Regions from separate parts of the Homo sapiens genome. Here region 2 is linked to region 1. A link is an interaction called in ENCODE POLR2A ChIA-PET data of the cell type or tissue named here. Cell type or tissue: PC-9. All regions are shown on one strand. Links, peaks and the distances in the headings refer to the core of each region. The heading gives the core; the rest is flanking DNA.

What was found. ChIA-PET counts read pairs that join two places held together with the same protein. Peaks named below come from ENCODE experiments on the same cell type or tissue, not always from the same donor. Only the 100,000 strongest peaks of a DNase experiment are listed, where the experiment ranks them.
Region 2: POLR2A ChIA-PET joins it to region 1 with 13 read pairs; 2 of 35 experiments call an interaction of 5 or more read pairs at or near these places.

The regions. Positions count from the first base shown.
Region 1 is chr1:63,995,685-64,004,692 of GRCh38, forward strand. All of the region lies in intron 1 of ROR1 (receptor tyrosine kinase like orphan receptor 1), which reads left to right. Among named protein-coding and RNA genes, the nearest start is that of ROR1-AS1, 110 kb to the right of the region's middle. In PC-9, for the core only: no CTCF peak of the experiment used is centred there; a DNase peak (open chromatin) is centred at 4,527; H3K27ac peaks cover 1,199 bases.
Region 2 is chr1:63,678,515-63,687,522 of GRCh38, forward strand. The region is part of intron 1 of LOC105378771 (a long non-coding RNA gene); the gene reads left to right. Among named protein-coding and RNA genes, the nearest start is that of PGM1, 90 kb to the left of the region's middle. In PC-9, for the core only: no CTCF peak of the experiment used is centred there; no DNase peak of the experiment used is centred there.

The DNA of each region.
Region 1 (9,008 bases), core at 286-8,285:
GTAAATGGACATGTATTACCCACAAATAATTCTATATAACAAATTACCCCAAAATATAGTGTCTTAAAACAATGAGCATTTATTTAGCTGAAGAATAAATGAGCTATTATTTATTATTATAGCTATTATCAAAAAAGATTGGTTAGGCGGTTCTCTGATCTGGACTGAGCCAAGGTGATCTCGGCACATGCTATTAGCCAAAGCAAGTCTAGATTCAATGGTACAGAAATACACTCCACCTCTTCATTGGAGGAGATACAAAAAGATGTGGATACAGGGAGGAATAAATTGTGGGCATTTTATAGTCTACTACACTACCTTATAGGAATAAATGTGATAATATAGGGAGCATGCAGCTATCATATCACCTATGCATTCAGAAAACGTCTATTGACTACCTACTATGAGTTTGGTGCAACATTGATACTGTGAGATACTGTGAGTAACGTAGAAGAAAGTAAAATCTCATCCCCAGCCTCAAGAAGCATACAATCTTATTAAAAAGATGTACCCCCAAAGAAACTGTAGATCACCTTACAAAGTGCAAAGTCTCTTAAGAGTGGAACAGATAAAATACTGTGGGGTTTCAGAAGAGGGAGAAATTAAACTAAAAGGCTCTGGGAAGAGATTCTCGTCCCAACTTATGCTCTGCTAATGTTTTCCTCGATTTAACTTTGATTATTGATCTCCCCAGGCTATCAGTAATGACATGGTGCAGGAAACCCAGTCCAGACAGGCGAAACATTTTAAACTGGTGCAATTTCAGGTGAATTAAGTATTTGAACATTGCCAGCCATCCAGATTCTACACGCCCAGGCTAATATGGCTGGAGCAAAACCATCTTACTGTCTTGCAGGATGATAGTAATCCTCTTAAATTTATCTCTCTGATTAAGATAATTTCCACTAATCCAGGAGTCCCTCAATCCCATGAACTTAAACACTTGATTTCCAGGGACAGCCAGAAGGTATAAATCACACTTTTAATATATTTTTCTGAAAATAGTTCTTTTTTTCCCCCCTTTCACGCCTCACAGTTTGGAGCTTTGAAATAATTGAATTAACAGTGCGCTAGAGGGGGTTAGACAAAAACAAAAACTGGGAAAGGGACTTTACCAGCAGTGCAGTAGAGAGCCTGAGTGGAGCCAGGATTGGGTGAGGAGAGATCATGGCTATGTTCTGGCAGTTGGTGACATGTCAGGGGACCTTAGGCAAGTTCTCTGCCCGAGTCTGGGTTTCTTCAAGTCCAACCAGGGTATGATTATCTCAGGCCTTGATCCTTTGCATGTGGAGTCATGAGCTAATGTCTGTTCTGTGTACGGACTTTCTTGAAAGGAAAAGTGCTACCTAAATACAAGGTACTTGTATTACTGTAAGGTGCTTGGAATCTTAATAGCTTTCTCAACTGCAGCCAAAGTGGGCTTCTCTTTGTAAATGCTTTAAGTGGCTGAGAATCAAGGCTGAAAAGGGGTTTGTTTTTCTCCCCATCTATGCCTAGAGTAGGATGGCTGCACGTTTTTAGGGCTTGCCCAATTTGCCCATTTATAATGGAGGGCTCCACAGACATCACAGCCATTGAAATCCTATGTAAAATAGAGAAAGGCTAAGACAATACTACACACTGCTTTTTGCAGGAAAATAATTTTCTATGTAAAAGTATAGTTGTCTAATTCAGTGGTCAACCAATTAAGAGAACCTTCAAGTTAGACCTAAATATTTGGCTTTGAAAGACGTTCAAGAGGTACCAGTTTTGTTGTTGGTTAATATTCATTGAGCTGTCTCAATGTTGAGGTTGCTGCCCACACTGAAATTTTATGACAAAAGCAAAAGTAACATTTTAATTGGCTAACTCCCTTTCCCCTAGACTCTTAAATTACATTAAAGTTCTCAGTTCATTTAAAGCTTTTTGTGTTTTTCAGTTATTTTTACAGACATATTATCTGGGTTTCCTTACCCTGGTGGTTTGTAGAGGATCGGTGCTAGGCTGCAGGTTATGTTAAGACTCACCTAGGGAGATTCAATAGTTTAGAGACAGGGGTCGAAAAATCATTATTTTTTTTAACATGCTCCCCAGCTGAGTTTGGGAATCATTACATTAAACACTCTTCAGGCTGTATCTATGGTTAGTTTCTGTATCTATGATTAGTGTTTTTTTTTTTTAAAAGTCTTTACCCAATTGTGAGAACTGCTACTTCGCTAAAAGTTTACCATCTGCTGGACATTGAAGTCATCTCCAAATATTATCCCAGTTAAGCCTCATAACAGTCCTGCAAGGTCATTACTATTATGCCCATTTTATGAATGAGGAACTGAGTCTTAGAGGTATGAAGTAATTTTAAGCTGGTGTGTAACAGAGCTGGGATTTGTGTTTGAACAACACAAAGCTGACACCTTTCATCCTTGTGCTGAACTGCCTCCCATCTAACCTATTCCAGGATCATTTAGTAGTCAGGCAGGACACAAAGAAAGCATGAGACATGACCCTCCCTCTCAAGAAGTTTACTGTCTGAGAAGAATGAAAGGAAGAACACATACTCACTGGTGGCCAAAGGAACATAAAATTAAGTGGAAAATTGTAAAGTAGAAAATTAGGGTAATTTAAGGTTTTTTTTTTTTGTCTTTTCAATAGTAAACTGAGTATCATTGAATTAGGGGGTTTATTTTCTTTCCTATTAAATTACATGGTTGTTTTGCTGTGATTTGAACATAGTGTGAATCAGAAGCATCCTTCTGTTTGAGGTCCCAACATGAAAAATATTTTTATTGATATCAGTGTTATAATCTTTCAAGGAGATGCAATTTGTGCATCAACATATTCTGTTTTACATATTCTATTTTGCCATTGGTCTCTAAACACACAGGTTGGAGCAGAAATAATGTAACCTGTACCTAGTACCATGTTGAATGGACAATTATTTTATCTTTTTCAGGGGCTAAGTGTAAACTAGAAAGACAAAAGGAACTGAAAGTTTAGAACGTCTTAGACAAGTACATTAGGCTAACCCTCCATTCCCAGCAGATATTTATGTTGCTAGGGAAATAAAAGCCAGAAAGACTCAGTTCTGATTGAAGAATCAATTTAGGAGGTTGATATGGTTTAGCTCTGTGTCCCCACCCAAATCTCATCTTGAATTGTACTCTCATAATTTCCATGTGTTGAGGGACCCAGTGGGAGATAATTGAATCGTGGGGACGGTTTCCCCTGTACTGTTCTTGTGGTAGTGACTAAGTCTCACAAGAGCTGATGGTTTTATAAGGGATTTCCACTTTTGCTTCTCTCTCATCCTCTCTTGCCAACGCCATACTGTAAGAAGTACCTTTCGCCTTCCTCCATGATTGCGAGGCCTCTCCAGCCACGTGGAATTGTGAGTCCATTAAACCTGTTTTTCTTCCCAGTCTCGGGTATGTCTTTATCAGCAGCATGAAAACAGACTAATACAGAAATACAGACGTATACATGGCCAAGGCCAAATCACTAAAACTGAGGGAGGCATTCTCTGTTTCCAATAGAAGGCTCCTTTGAGTATCCAAGTTTGCAGGCAAAGACAGATACGTGATTATGACAGGTGAAGATGTACCCACTGTAGACCATCTTTTCTATGAAGATCGGAGTCTTTCTTGGGGAGGTGCTATCCTCACCAGGTCTCAGCTCACTGTTTAGTTGTGGTGGAAAATTCTGTTTTATTCAAAGGAAGAAATTAGATTATCCAGGATTCCATGTCTATCTAAATATCTGGTTTGCCATAAGCCACATAAGCCTCATCACCAAAATCTTTGGTCAGGACAAGATCCTCCAGAACTGTGCTAAGCCCTTTGTCCTTCCCAGGCCCCTATTGCAGCATTTATCATATTATACTTTAATTTTTTGTTTGCTTCTCTGTGTTCCTACCAGAAAATGAGCTCCATGAAGTAAAGAACTGTCTCAATTTTGTTCACCATTATATCCTAGCACCTGGCTAGCACTTAGCTAGTCTGGAACAGAATAGGTGCTCAATAAATATTTGTTAGATGGATGGATGGATGGATAAATCAATGAACAAACAAATGAATTTAATATCATTAAACTCCAAATGAACATAAGGAGTTGTGTAGCTCCTTGTGGCAATATAGTTTTCTAAACTGTCTGCTAATATACTATGGCTTTAGGAAACACCCAGTATAACTTCATTCCCATTGTGTATAGGACTTAACCAAGACTTCACTTGTTTTTAAAGAGTCAAGAACAAACTCTCAGTCTGTCATGGAATTGCAGCTGTGAAAGCATCTTCCTTGTGTCTCTTGTTTCTTTTGAGTGGCATGTGACTTTGAATTGGCCAGAGACAATTAGTAGGTAATAGATTTTTATTATAAAATGGATTATAAAATATGAAATGAAAATGTACGTGGGCCATACAAAGGGGAAAATGAAATGGCAAACTCCATAAGACAAAGACAGATGACACAGAAAGATGAGTAAGAAGAAAAAATTGCCTGGAGGCACTTTTTGGGGGAAGCATGTTTAAGGAAGGGCAGTCAAGTGGAAATAGGAAAAAAAGAGTAAAGTTTGTTGATGTCATTGGAAACCCGAGATGTCCACAGCTACTGAAAGGAAATGAAATGGAACCTCTGTAGGGAGCTGAGACCAGTTTCTGAGCGAAGCATTCTGCAGCATGCCTCCTCCCTTTTATACTCTGTCTTTGCCAGCTTCTTCTGAGGCCAGAAATAAACAAATTATTTTATTGTATTAAGCATCCATTGAGTCTCCAGTGGCACCATGGATGAATGAGGGAGTGTTAACTTTGGGTCCACTCATTTGAACTTCTCCTTGGGGAAAAGCAAGATATGAACCATTTTGAAATTTATTTTAGGACTTTCCACTGTCCCTAAGGAGATCCTGCCTCCTTAGTAACTAGTTGGGATGTTTCTTTCTTGTCTTTAACAAACAAAACAAATAACGACAAAAAGAACTAGAAGGCCCTGGATTGGAAAAAGTTGCTATGGCTGTAGTGGAGTGAGACCATTACTGAGTTATTTGCACTTCCTCCAATGTGCCATGGTCTTTCTAATACATAGGTCTCCTCTTAACCCAGAACAATCTTTCAAAGGACCACCTTCCTGCCCTTTGGGATTCCTCCTCCCCAAACGGGAATATGTATTCTTCCTCAGTGATGTCTTAGAACCCTGTGCCTACCTCTGTTGTACCTCTGATCACATATTTACCTCTTATCACATATTTACTTTTAGAGCCATGGCTTATTTTAAAATATTAAACACATTTCCCAATGTATTTGCTTATTATTGCTTCTTACATACAACTCTTCCTTCTAAATGCAGTTTCCTTTTTACAGGAATGAATAATTTAGCACAGAAGTCTATGCATGGGTTCATGACAGCTTTATTTGTAACAGCCAGAAAATGGAAACCACCAAATGTTTGCAGCGAATGGTTAAACAAAATGTGGCATGTCCATACCATGGAATACTCTACACAGCAATAAAAACAAACAAACGATTGATACATGCAACAAAGTAGATGAATCTCAAGGGCATTATGCTGAGTAAAAGAAGCCAGTTTTTAAAAGGTCACATACTAAATGAGTCTGTTTATACAACATTCCTGAAACAACAAAATTATAGCAATGGAGAACAGATTAGTGGTTGCCAGTGGTCAGGAATGGTTGGGAGGAGGGAGATGGGTAGGACTGCAAAGGGGTTGCACACAGGAAATCTTTGTGGTGACAAAATTGTTTTATCTTGACTGTGGTAGTGGTTACTCGAATCTACGCTTGCAATGAAATGGCAGAACTATATATACATATTTTAACAATGTCAAATTCCTGGCTTTGACATTATACCATAATTCTGTGAGCTGTTAACTATTGGGAGAAACTGGGTGAAGGGTGCAGAATCTCTCTGGTCTTTACACAGCTTTTGATGTCTTATGGAGACGTTTCCCTCAACCCCACCCAAGTCCTGAATGGACTTTCAAGAGTCCTAGCAGCTTCTCTGGACTGTTAGGAGAAGTATTTCCAGCACCTTCCCACAGGTAGGGCGGCTCTCCCAGGCTCTAGTAAAGACTTTAGGCAGGGAGCTCAGATTTCGCTCTGGCCTAGGGCTACATCTTGGATTATTAAATGAACATTAAAACTGCAGGCCCCAGTCCACAGGGCCCATATTCATAGGCACCTTCAGCATCGGCGTCCACTTTGTGTTATCCTTTTTGGCACCAAGAATTTCCTTTTCTTTCCATCTCAGCTATGCATCATATATTTCCTTGTGACATTTTATTCAGTACTCTTCAAGTTTTTAGTCTCGTTGTGGTGGGGGTGGTGGCTAGGGGACAGGGAGGCTGTTTTTGTCAGGTCTTATTGTTAACCCCATCACGCTGTTTATAATTGCCTGTTTGTGGTCATGTACTCCTCTCCCACCAGACTGTAAGGTTTTAGAAGGTGTTAGGGACCAGTTCAACCTTTTTTTTTTTTTTTTTTTTTGAGACGGAGTCTCGCTCTGTCACCAGGCTGGAGTGCAGTGGCACAGTCTTGGCTCGCTGCAACCTCTGACTCCCTGGTTCAAGCGATTCTCCTGCCTCAGCCTCCCGAGTAGCTGGGATTACAGGCATGCACCACCACGCCCAGCTAATTTTTGTATTTTCAGTAGAGACGGGGTTTCACCATGTTGGCCAGGATGATCTCGATCTCCTGACCTTGTGATCCTAGCCTCCTAAAGTGCTGGGATTACAGGCGTGAGCCATTGCGCCCGGCCTGGTTCGAGCTTTTTCATCCGAGTTCTTACACATAGAAAGTGCTAATACATATGCATATATAATGAATGAATAAGTCAATCTCTATAGTTCCATGGAAGAGAGCCCAAGTATGATAGTTTTAAAGTAATATAGTTTTCAAGAATACAGTCTATTTTTATTCACTTTAAAGATGTGTGTCATTGTGGTGCTTTTTGTAGCATAGTTTCTTTAAATACAAGAACTGCATGTGGTCTATAGGTTGAATTTAATAGATTTTAAAAAAGGAACAGCATCTCCAAAGAGGAAAAAAAAAGGCATTTAAGTGTGATTCAAGAAGTATTTCCTCTCCTCACCTTGTGCTGTGCCATCCTTTGGGGATTTTAGAATTGGTGAAACAAACATTGATCGTTGAGGAGCTTGGCCTCTGGTATTGGTTCTCCAGCTATGTACTGCAGAGCTTAGAGTTCCACAGGGGACCTCTGGGGCTGAAGGGGGTTTAAGCCAGGGAGCAAGTGGTTATGTCTCTCAGCTCCTTCCCCCATCCCCCATGTGGCACAGTTGAAGATGCTCTGGCTTTGCCCTCAGTCTTCCTGGATTTGATGATGATCCCCCTCCCTACCCTGACAAGCTGATTGGGCAGCTGCCTTCATTCTGCCTCAGGTTCATCAATCATAAAATGAAGATAATAAAGGTACCTACCTTATAGACTGTTGACGGTTGAGAAGATCTCTGAGCACAAGCAGAGTCTTTTGGACTTTGACAAAACCTAGGCACCTTTTCCTTCCTTTTTTTTCTTTTTCTTTTTTTTCCTGCAGATCTCACCATATAACAATACAAATAATAGCACAAATTTTGATATATTATGAATTTTTCTTCAACAAAGTAATGGATTCATCACATATATAAGAATTATGCTGATTACAATGTAATTACATGGTTAAAAAGTGATTTCGTACTGCAATATAGGTAGTGTGACTGGGTAATTGAGCAGGGGTTTAAAGTTGCAGGATTGTGCCATCTTCTTTCTTTGTGACTATATTGATAACTTCATTTAGAGATTGCATCAGAAATCCAAATTTGAGGTCACTGAGGACTAGAAGATCCTTGTAGACATTGAGCATAGTACTTTCCAGTCCTGACTATCCCATATAGGATGAAGAAAACTCCAAATTTTCTCTCTCCTCAGTAAGTCAGCCGAGTCCCTAGTGTGGAGAGGCCCCCTCCTTCAGGACCCCAGATGTGGGGCAATTGTGAGCCTAGGGCTAGAGCATGGCTCAGGTTGACTGACCTTGCACTACTGGGGAATGTAGCCTGCCTGTCCTTTTAAGTTACAGCAGACTCTTACTTTTCCAAACAGGCGCCTTTGGTTGAGGTGATTTACCTGGCTATGGGCGTCTCCATTGAGGCACTAGGGAGAGGAAAGAAACAGGGCTAAAAGCCTTCACCAAACAACATCTAAAGTAACACTGAAAACCAACAGTCTCAAAGCCATCAGCATCTTTGACTGTTTTCCCGCCACCCTCCAAATGATCACAAGTGGAGGCCTTCTTTTACCATAGGAAGAAAGTGTGCCCCTTCTATGTGACTGACCCTGGCTGCTTGGAAATTCCTTGAGTGTCTCTCAAAGCTCGGCCTCTGAGAATACATACCACATCTTATGGCTATACACGGCAGAACATGCAGCTCAGTGAGAAGTCAGCATGTATTTCCTTTTGAGCCACCTCTAAAGTCTGGCTCTATCTTAGAACTTCTGTGATTTTGGCGAAGCCACTTCCCTACCAGGGGCCTCACTTGCTTCCTCTGAAAAATGAGGAGATTGTATGACATAATGTTTTAAACAATTGTTTAAAACATTGGGGCATTTTCCACAGTACCTGTAAACACAACAATATATAAAATAGATAAAAGTAGAGTTGTTCCTTTTGAAGGAGGGTCTAGAGCCTGTACTCTTGTCCTCTGGAACCCCAAATCCTCTTATGTTCCTCTATAAATAGCTCCAAAAAATCCCATGGATCCAAAGAATATAATTTGATAAATATGTCTTGGGCCTTGAGGGCCCACCCAGTTATAACATTCTAGGACTCAGTGAGTGGTCAAGAAAGGCAGTGGGGTAGCCACTTGCTTCTCTTGCATTCAGCCTTTGCAGCTACTGGGCTGGCCGCTGGTCTTGTGAGTATGCGCATGCCTGTGTAACCTCACGCATCACTGAATCGGGGATACAGGATGTGGCATGGCTGGGAGCTTCTTGGAAGGGCCTCCACATCCTGTGAATGTTGGGTCTTTACCTGC
Region 2 (9,008 bases), core at 723-8,722, 320 kb before region 1:
AATTATAGTTAAATGAAAGAGGTGCATACAGATGGCTGTGGAAGCACAGAAAAGGGGCATCTAATCCAGCCTTGGGGAAGGGGAAATAGGGCTGTCAGGGAAGATATGGAGGCAGTGATACCTGGCAGGGTCTAGGGTAAAAGCAGGAGTTGACAAGTTTAAAATAAAGTTGCAGGCCAGGCACAGTGGCTCGCTCCTGTAATCCCAGCACTTTGGGAGGCAAGAGGTGGACGGGTCGCTTGAGGCCAGGAGTTCAAGACCAGCCTGGCCAACATGGCGAAAACCCATCACTACTAAAAATACAAAAATTAGCCAGGCATGGTGGTGCACACCTGTAATCCCTGCTACTCGGGAGGCTGAGGCAGAATGGCTTGAACTCGGGAGAGGGAGGTTGCAGTGAGCCGAGATTGCACCACAGCACTCCACCCTGGGCAACAGAGCAAGTGAGTCTCTGTCTCAAATTAAATAAATAAATAAAATTTAAAAGTAAATAAAATAAAATAAAATAGGGTTGCCAAATTTTTCAAATAAAGATACAGAATGCCCAGTTATACTTGAATTTCAGATAAACAACAAATAATTTTTTTAACATAAGGAAGTCCCAAATAATGCTAAAAATAATTCCATTATTTAAATTTAACTGAGTGTCCTGGATTTTACCTGGCACCGCCAGAACTGTTAAGAGAAGTGGAAAAAGAGTTCCAGGCAGAGGGAGGAGCTTATTAAATACTGGGAATTAAGAAGACAGTGAGTCAGGGAAACCACAAGATGTTCAGTGTCCAGGAAGAGATGCTCCTATTTCCCAGCCTAGAACAAAGGGATCTGATAGCCCCTCAAGAAGAGAGCTCAAATCTTGCTTTTTTGTCTGTGCCTTCCTATAGCATCTACATGGACACCTGTGGGCATAAGGAGTCCTTCCAACTTCCACTGCCCTTGCCCGCCTTCAGGCCCATCCCATTTCAGATCTCCCAGCAGATTCTCTGCTTTCAACCTCTCTACCAGCATCCAATCCTGTCACATAAGGCTGAAGCTTCCAGGGCCACCTTATCATCATAGATGGCTAGAACTGGGAGGGCATTTGCATTTCAAAGATGAGGCAAGAGTGGATCAAAAAGAGAAAGTGGATTGTACCAAGGACACCCTTGATATGATCAAGGTTAGTGGCAGAGCAAGCATGAGAACTCACATCTGTGACGCCATCCAGGTTTCCTTCTTCTGTACCCCTCAGCACTCTTCCTAAAGTCTTGCTGCTATGACCCCTCCAAGCCTCACAATGAAATTCGGTCCCCAGTGTTGGAAGTGGGACCTAATGGAAGGTATTTGGGTCATGGGGGCAGATCCCTCATGACAGGCTGATGCTGTTCTCACGGTGATGAGTGAGTTCTCAGTCTGTTAGTTCCTGAGAAATCTGGTTGCTAAAAAAGAGGCTGCCACCTCCCTTCTCTTTTTGCTTCTCCTCTCACCATGTGATCTCTGCACACACTGGCTATCCTTGATCTTCCACCATGAGTGGAAGCAGCCTGAAGTCCTCACCAGAAGCAAATGCTGACACCATGCTTCCTGTACAGCCTGCAGAACTGAGAGCCAAATATACCTCTTTAAAAAAAATAAATTACCCAGTCTCAGATATACCTTTATAGCAACACAAATAGAATAAGACAACAGCTTTACCCATTTTGTCTAAATGTTTCTTATTTCTTCATTATCTCAGGAGACAATTAAACCATCCACTCAAACTTTGTCTTATTCATTATGGATGACTGTGTTTTCTCACCTTGAGTAGGTTGCTAATTCTCTAACAAATTAAGTATGTTTGGTGCTTGGGTGTCATGCCCTTCTCATGGGAACTTGTGAAGCCCAGGTGAGTTGATGTTAAGTTTTGGGTCCCAGAAGTCAGAGTTGGGCACAGAACTCTTACCACAATGACCAGTAGTACAAACCACTAGAACAAGGGCTGAGCCAGAGTTCTTGGAATTATCCAAAGATCAAACTGCAGAACTATTATATTAGTGCAAAAGTAATTGCATTTTTCATAATTGTGGTTTTTGCAATTAAAAGTAATTGCAAAGGCTGCAATTACTTTTGCACCAACCTAATATCTCTACGGGCACCCTGAACAGGAGCATGTGGGGTCAGGATCTGGACAGAAATGGAATGAAATGGTTGTAAGTCCAGAGCAGAGAGAAGAGGCAGCAGAATTAGCATGGCATTGTGGGATGAATTATATCCTCCACAAAGAAGATTTTGAAGTGCTAACCTCCAGTACCTCAGAATGTGACCTAATTTGGAAATGGAATCTTCAGAGAAGTAGAGTTAAAATGAGGTCATCAGAGTGGTCCCAATCCAATATGACTGGTGTCCTTCTAAAAAGGGGAGATTTGGACACAAGGGACAGACATACACACAAGAACAATACATGGACATGAAAGTGGAGATTGAGGTGCTGCATCTATAATTCAAGGAATACCGAAGGTTGCCAGCCAACCCCCAGGAGCTAGGAGAGGGGCATGCAACAGATTCTCCCTCACAGCCTCGGAAGGAACCAACCCTGCTGACACCTTAATCTCATACTTCTGGCCTCCAGAACTGTGGGACAATAAGCTTCTGTTGTCCTAAGCCATCCAGTTTTTCATGCTTTGTTATGGCAGCCCTAGCAAATGAATATACATGGAGTATCTTGGAGTGTGCCAGGATTCTGCCATGGACACTTGCTGTCCTCTAACTAGGTGGCATCATCCAGTTCTGTGGCTTCAAAGCCATCTCTAAATCAGTAAATTCCTAATTTAGATCTCCAGCCATGGGCTCATCCCAGAACTTGAAGCTTCTATATCCCACTGTCCATTTGTCACTTTTTTGGATGTCTTTTAGGCACCTCAAATTCATGGGGCTCAAACAGAAATCTTGATCCCCTGCATGATCATAGTCATCTTATTCTTTCCCTGGTGTGATGGTTAATTTTATGTGTCAACTTAGCTGGTCCAGAAGGTGCCCCAATATTTGGTGAAGCATTATCTCTGGGTGTGTCTGGGAGGGTGTTTCTGGGTGAGATGAACATTTGTGTTTGTGGATTGAGGAAAGTTGATTGTCTTCCCTAAGGTGAATGGACTTTATTCAGTCGAGGCCTGAATAGAATAAGAGGCTGAGTAGAAATAATTCTCTCTATATATCTGACTGTCTTTGAGCTGCAACATCAATCCTCTCTTACCTTCAGACTTGGACTGGAACTTACCCCATGGGCTCTTCTGGTTCTCAGGCTTTCAGACTTGGACTGGAACTCTACCATCAGCTCGCCTTAGTCTCTAGTTGCCACCTGCAGATCTCAGACTTCTCAGCCTTCATAATCACATGAGCCAATTCCTTACTCTCTCTCTCTCTCTCTCTCTCTCTGGTGTGTGTGTGTGTGTGTGTGTGTATGTGTGTGTGTGTGTGTGTGTGTGTGTATGTGTGTATGTGTTCTGTTTCTCTGGAGAACCCAGACCAATATATGTAGTTTTTCCTATCTCAACAAATAATCCCCAGGCATCCAGATGCTCAGGCCAAAAATCTAGGAGCTATCCTTCAGTTCTTTCAGTTCAGTGTGCCTGAGAGTGCCATCAACTTGACCTCAGAAATATGCTCTGAAACTCTCCACTTTTCTCTGCTGGTGCCACACAATTCAAGGCACCCAGATTACAGCAATGGGTAATCCACAGCTTCCACTCCTGCCTCACCCCCATTCTCCACACAGCAGCCAAAATGAACTCTTACAAACAAAACCACAGCATACCACCCTCCTTTTAAAACCTTCTAATGACTTCACAACACACTTAGAATAAAAACCAAACATCTAGCCCCAGCTCATAAACATTGCATGATCTCACCCTGACGACCTTTTCAACCTCCTCGCCTGGCGCCCTGGCTACCCTGGCCTGTCATGGGTTCCTCACACACTTTGAGCTTCTTTTTATTGAGACAAGGTCTCACTCTGTCACCCAGGATGGAGTGCAGTGGCACCATCTCGGCTCACTTCAACCTCCACCTCCCCAGTTCAAATGATTCTCATGCCTCAGCCTCCTGAGTGGCTGGAATTACAGGCGTGCGCCACCACATTCAGCTACTGTTGTATTTTCAGTAGAGATGGGGTTTCACCGTGTTGCCCAGGCTGGTCTTGAACTCCTGAGCTCAAGTGCTCTGCTCACATTGGCCTCTCAAAGTGCTGGGATTATAGGCGTGAGCCACCGCTTCCACCTCAAGCTGCTTTTTGACGGACTCTGCACTAGCTGCTTCCTTTTTGCAGAATCCCCTTCGTCCCCTGCCCCCTGTCAATATTCTCATGATGGCCCCATGTCCTTCAGATCGCTGCAAATGCCACCTCCTCAAAGAAGTTTTCCCTGACCAGCCATCCTGAAGCAGCTGCTTCCTCAGTTACATGCCGACAGTGCAATTGTCAGCATGAGTGGTATCTACTACTAGCAAACAAGTTGTCTGTGTTTTTGTGTGTTCATTTCTTTATTTATTTTCTCCGCCTCACAAGAGTATACAGTTCAAGAGAGATATAAGGTCTGCCTTGTTCACCATTCTCTATTCAGTTTCTAAAACAATACCGGAGCCATGGTGAGTGCCTGACAGGCATTTGTTGAATGACTGCCGTGTGGCTTTGAGATGTATATTCATGGCTCTTTGGACTATGCAGGTGGATCAGCCTGGTTTAAAAATAGAGGATTAGACAGACATTGACTCCTGGTACATGGTTGATATTTGCAGCAAGCATTCCTGAGGGCCCATGCCACAGCCCCGAAGCCCACCTCTGATTTCAGCTACAGCTGTAGTAGGCGGTTCTATGCTTCCTGCTCCCTAAGCTTTTTTTTTTTTTCTTTTTCTTTCTTTTCTTGACAGAGTCTCACTCTGGAGTCTCACTCTGTTGCCCAGGCTGGAGTGCAGTGGTGTGATCTCGGCTCACTGCAACCTCCTTCTCCTGGGTTCAAGCGATTCTCCTGCCTCAGCCTCCCAAGTAGCTGGGATTACAGGTGCATGCCACCACGCCTGGCTAATTTTTATAATTTTAGTAGAGATAGGGTTTCGCCATGGCCAAGCTGGTCTCGAACTCCTGACCTCAAGTGATCCTCCCGCCTTGGCCTCCCAAAGTGTTGGAATTACAGGTGTGAGCCACCACGCCTGGCTCCTAAACCTTTCTTGGGGATTTTGAAGAGGCAAGGCAAGGAAAAGCAAAAAGAAAAAGGCACAGTCCAGAAGAGCTAGAGAGTTCATGCCCCTAGGATAATCTTCAACAAATGAGAGGTGGGAGTTTATGGATAAAAAGCCTCCAGTCTTACAGAGGAACTACCCAAGGTGTATGCTACACAATTTCTCATGGGGGCTCCCGCAGAAGTGAACCGTAGTTGCTCATAGTAGTAACTAGCTCATACTCTCCTGTTGGCTGTTCCTCCTTCTCTGTCTTCCTCTCCCTGCCCCCTCCTTTCTGTTTTCTGGCTCACCTCCCAAGTAAACTACCTGCATCCAAATCTTTGTCCTGGGCTCTGCTTTCAGGGGATAAGATAATGCTTAATAGTTTTTGGATGCGTGAATGATTCAATTGTGGTAGACAGTTTCAAAGCAATTTAAGAAGTGTTCTTTGCCATATACTTGGAAAATATTATTAAAAGCTATTCTCAACTGCTTGTATAGTCTATAGATTAATATGTTTTTGTTATGCTGTTCCTTTTTTAAAATAGATTTTTATTTGTATGGATAATATCGATTTACAAAAGGATAATTTAGGTTTACATGCTTAAAGTTTCCAAGGTACCTTCTTTCCCATGGAATTCATTTGCCTGTTAGGCTCTAATTATTCCAGTCTGTATGACCTTGACCGAAACACTTCACTTCTCATTCTCCCTGCATATAAAATGAGTGAGCTAGATAGATACTTTCTGCAGTATATTTAGGTGCTGAGGTTCCGTAGGTCTATATGCAAGATCAGATTGTGTTTATTGAAGGCAAAACAGTCCTATTTCGAGGCAGGGGCTGCTTCTTAGGACCAGAGGTGGATGTATCATGAGGCTAGTGAAGCCTAAGCTTCAGGATCCTGCCTTTGCTCTGACCCCATGCAAGGCCCCACTGGGAAGCACCCTAGCAATGTGCTCATGTGGTTATATGCTTTGGTAAAATGTGCAATCATAATATTGTTTCTTGTTTTCCTCAGTGAAGGTCTCCCTTTTTTATTTTTGGAAATGGAGATTCGCTCTTGTTACCCAGGCTGGAGTGCAATGGCGCAATCTCAGCTCACTGCAACCTCTGCCTCCCGGGTTCAAGTGATTCTCCTGCCTCAGTCTCCCAAGTAGCTGGGATAACAGGCATGCGCCACCACGCCTGGCTAATTTTTGTATTTTTAGTAGAGACAGGATTTCTCCATGTTGGTCAGGGTGGTCTTGAACTCCTGACCTCAGGTGATCTGCCCGCCTTGGCCTCCCAAAGTGTTGGGATTACAGGTGTGAGCCACTGTGCCCAGCCAGGTCTCCGTCTCCCACTTCTTTCTTTTCTTCTTTTTTTTTTTTTTTTGAGACAGACTCTTGCTCTGTTGCCCAGGCTGGAGTGCAGTGGCATGATCTCGGCTCACTGCAACTTCTGCGTCTCAGGTCCAGGCAATTCTCCTGCCTCAGCCTCCCAAGTAGCTGGGACTACAGACGCCTGCCACCACGCCTGGCTAATTTTTGTATTTTTAGTAGAGACAGGGTTTCACCATATTGGCCAGGCTGGTCTTGAACTCCTGACCTTGTGATCCACCCACCTCAGCCTCCCAAAGTGCTGGGATTACAGGTGTCAGCCACCACGCCTGGCCAGATCTCCCATCTCTTATAAGCTCTGCAAGCCTGGATCTGCCCTATGGCCTCTTCCTGTGCCCTGGTTAAAGTCTGTCATGACTTCTTCTTGCTGTGGCCACAGTCTAGCTGCAATGACTGCAGCCTGAGGGGTCCACATGGAGAGATGCAATCCACTCTTATTTGCTGTGTAAGTAAACAATGGGTGCATTTAGATTTCAACATGACTCTATCTTCAAAGTCCCTGAATTGAAGTCCTTGCACTGCTGAACTATCTTTTGGATTTTAGAATCGGGGTGGTTCCGAGTCTTAATTAGCACACTTTAGTCTAGACTACTTCTGTCTCCCTGAAAATGGTTTTAACAAATGATAGGTCATGCTTGTTAGGTAGGCTCTTGGCCACAAAAAGGCCTCGAATTAATCTGCTCCACAGTATTTATTTATATGTAAAGTTTACCTATCATTATTGAGTGTTAGGCACTGTGTTAAGAGCTTTACAAGCATTGGTTCTCCTCCGAAGAATGTTGTGAAGCATTATCCCCAATATATCGATGAAGAAACCTAGGCCCAGAGAGGTTAAGAAAATTCCCCAAAATCTCACAGCTCCAAAATGGGAAAGTAAAAAAAAAAATTTTTTTTTAAATTTTAGACAGATCTCGCTCTGTCGCCCCAACTGGAGTGCAGTGGTGCGATCTCGGCTCACTGCAACCTCTGCCTCCCAGGTTCAAGCGATTCTCCTGCCTCAGCCAGGCCCAAAGTACAAATTTAAAACAAAGTTTCAAAATCCTCCTGGCAAAATATCCATAGACTCTTGGAGATGACACATTTGAGGGACAACATTGGTTTTCAAGTTAAGATTTTGATATACTTTTTAAAAATCACTACTTTTTCTTTCTTTCTTTCTTTCTTTCTTTCTTTCTTTCTTTCTTTCTTTCTTTCTTTCTTTCTTTCTTTCTTTCTTTCTTTCCTTCTTTCTTTCTTTATTTTTTGAGACAGAGTCTTGCTCTGTCACCCAGACTGGAGTGCAGTGGCATGATCTTGGCTCACTGAAACCTCTGCCTCCTGGGTTCAAGCAATTCTCCTGTCTCAGCCTCTCGAGTAGCTGGGACTGCAGGTGCACACCACCACACCCGGTTAATTTTGTATTTTTAGTAGAGATGGGGTTTCGCCATGTTGCCCAGGCTGGTCTTGAACTCCTGACCTCAGGTGATCCACCCACCTCGGCCTCCCAAAGTGCTGGGAATACAGGTGTGAGCCACCGTGCCCAGCCAAAAATCACTACTATTTTTGTACTTATGTTTTATAAGTGACCATTATGCCATATATATGTATCATTCATTCCTTCATTTATACATCCATCCCTCCATCCATTCACCTACTCCTTCATCCATCCATCCATCCATCCATTCATCTATTTGTCCATCTGTCCATCCAACCATCCATCCATCCAACCATCCACCCACTCACCCATGCACTGGTCCACTCATCATATTATACACACATCTATCTATCCGCTTACCCACCCACCCTCCATCCATCCATCCCCCATCCATTCATCCATTCACCATCCATCCTTCCATCCATTCATCCATCCATCCATCCCTTCTTCCATCCACTTCTTCATCCATCTATCCACCCATCCACCCATCTGTCCATCCATCCATCCTACAATCTTCCCTGCACCAGGTCCTATTCTAGGTGCCAGACATCACACATCCATTTCCATGACACATTGCCTTTCATATTATTTCTCACACTCAGAACAGCATCCCTCCTCCTCTGTCTGTCCAAATATTACCAGCTCTCACGTGCCATTCAGATTCCTCATCCGCACTGAAATTTTCTCTCCCTACATTAAATCAAATAATTTCAGTCCAAATCTGGATTTGATGTAATATTAGGACCACAAGGCTGGCTGTGGTGGCTCACATCTGTGTGAGGCACTTTGGGAGGCTGAGGTGGGAGGGAGGAATCCTTGAGCTCAGGAATTTGAGACTCACCTGAGCAATATAGTGAGACCCTGTCTTTACAAAAAAAAAAAAAAAAAAATCAGCTGGGTGTGGTGGCATGTGCCTGTGGTCCTAGCTACTGGGGAGGCTAAGGTGGGAGGATCGCTTGAGCCCAGGAGGTCAAGGCTGCAGTGAGAAAAAAAAAATCCACAAGAATTAGAATTTGACAGATTTGGCTTAAAATCCCAGCTCTGCCCCTTCA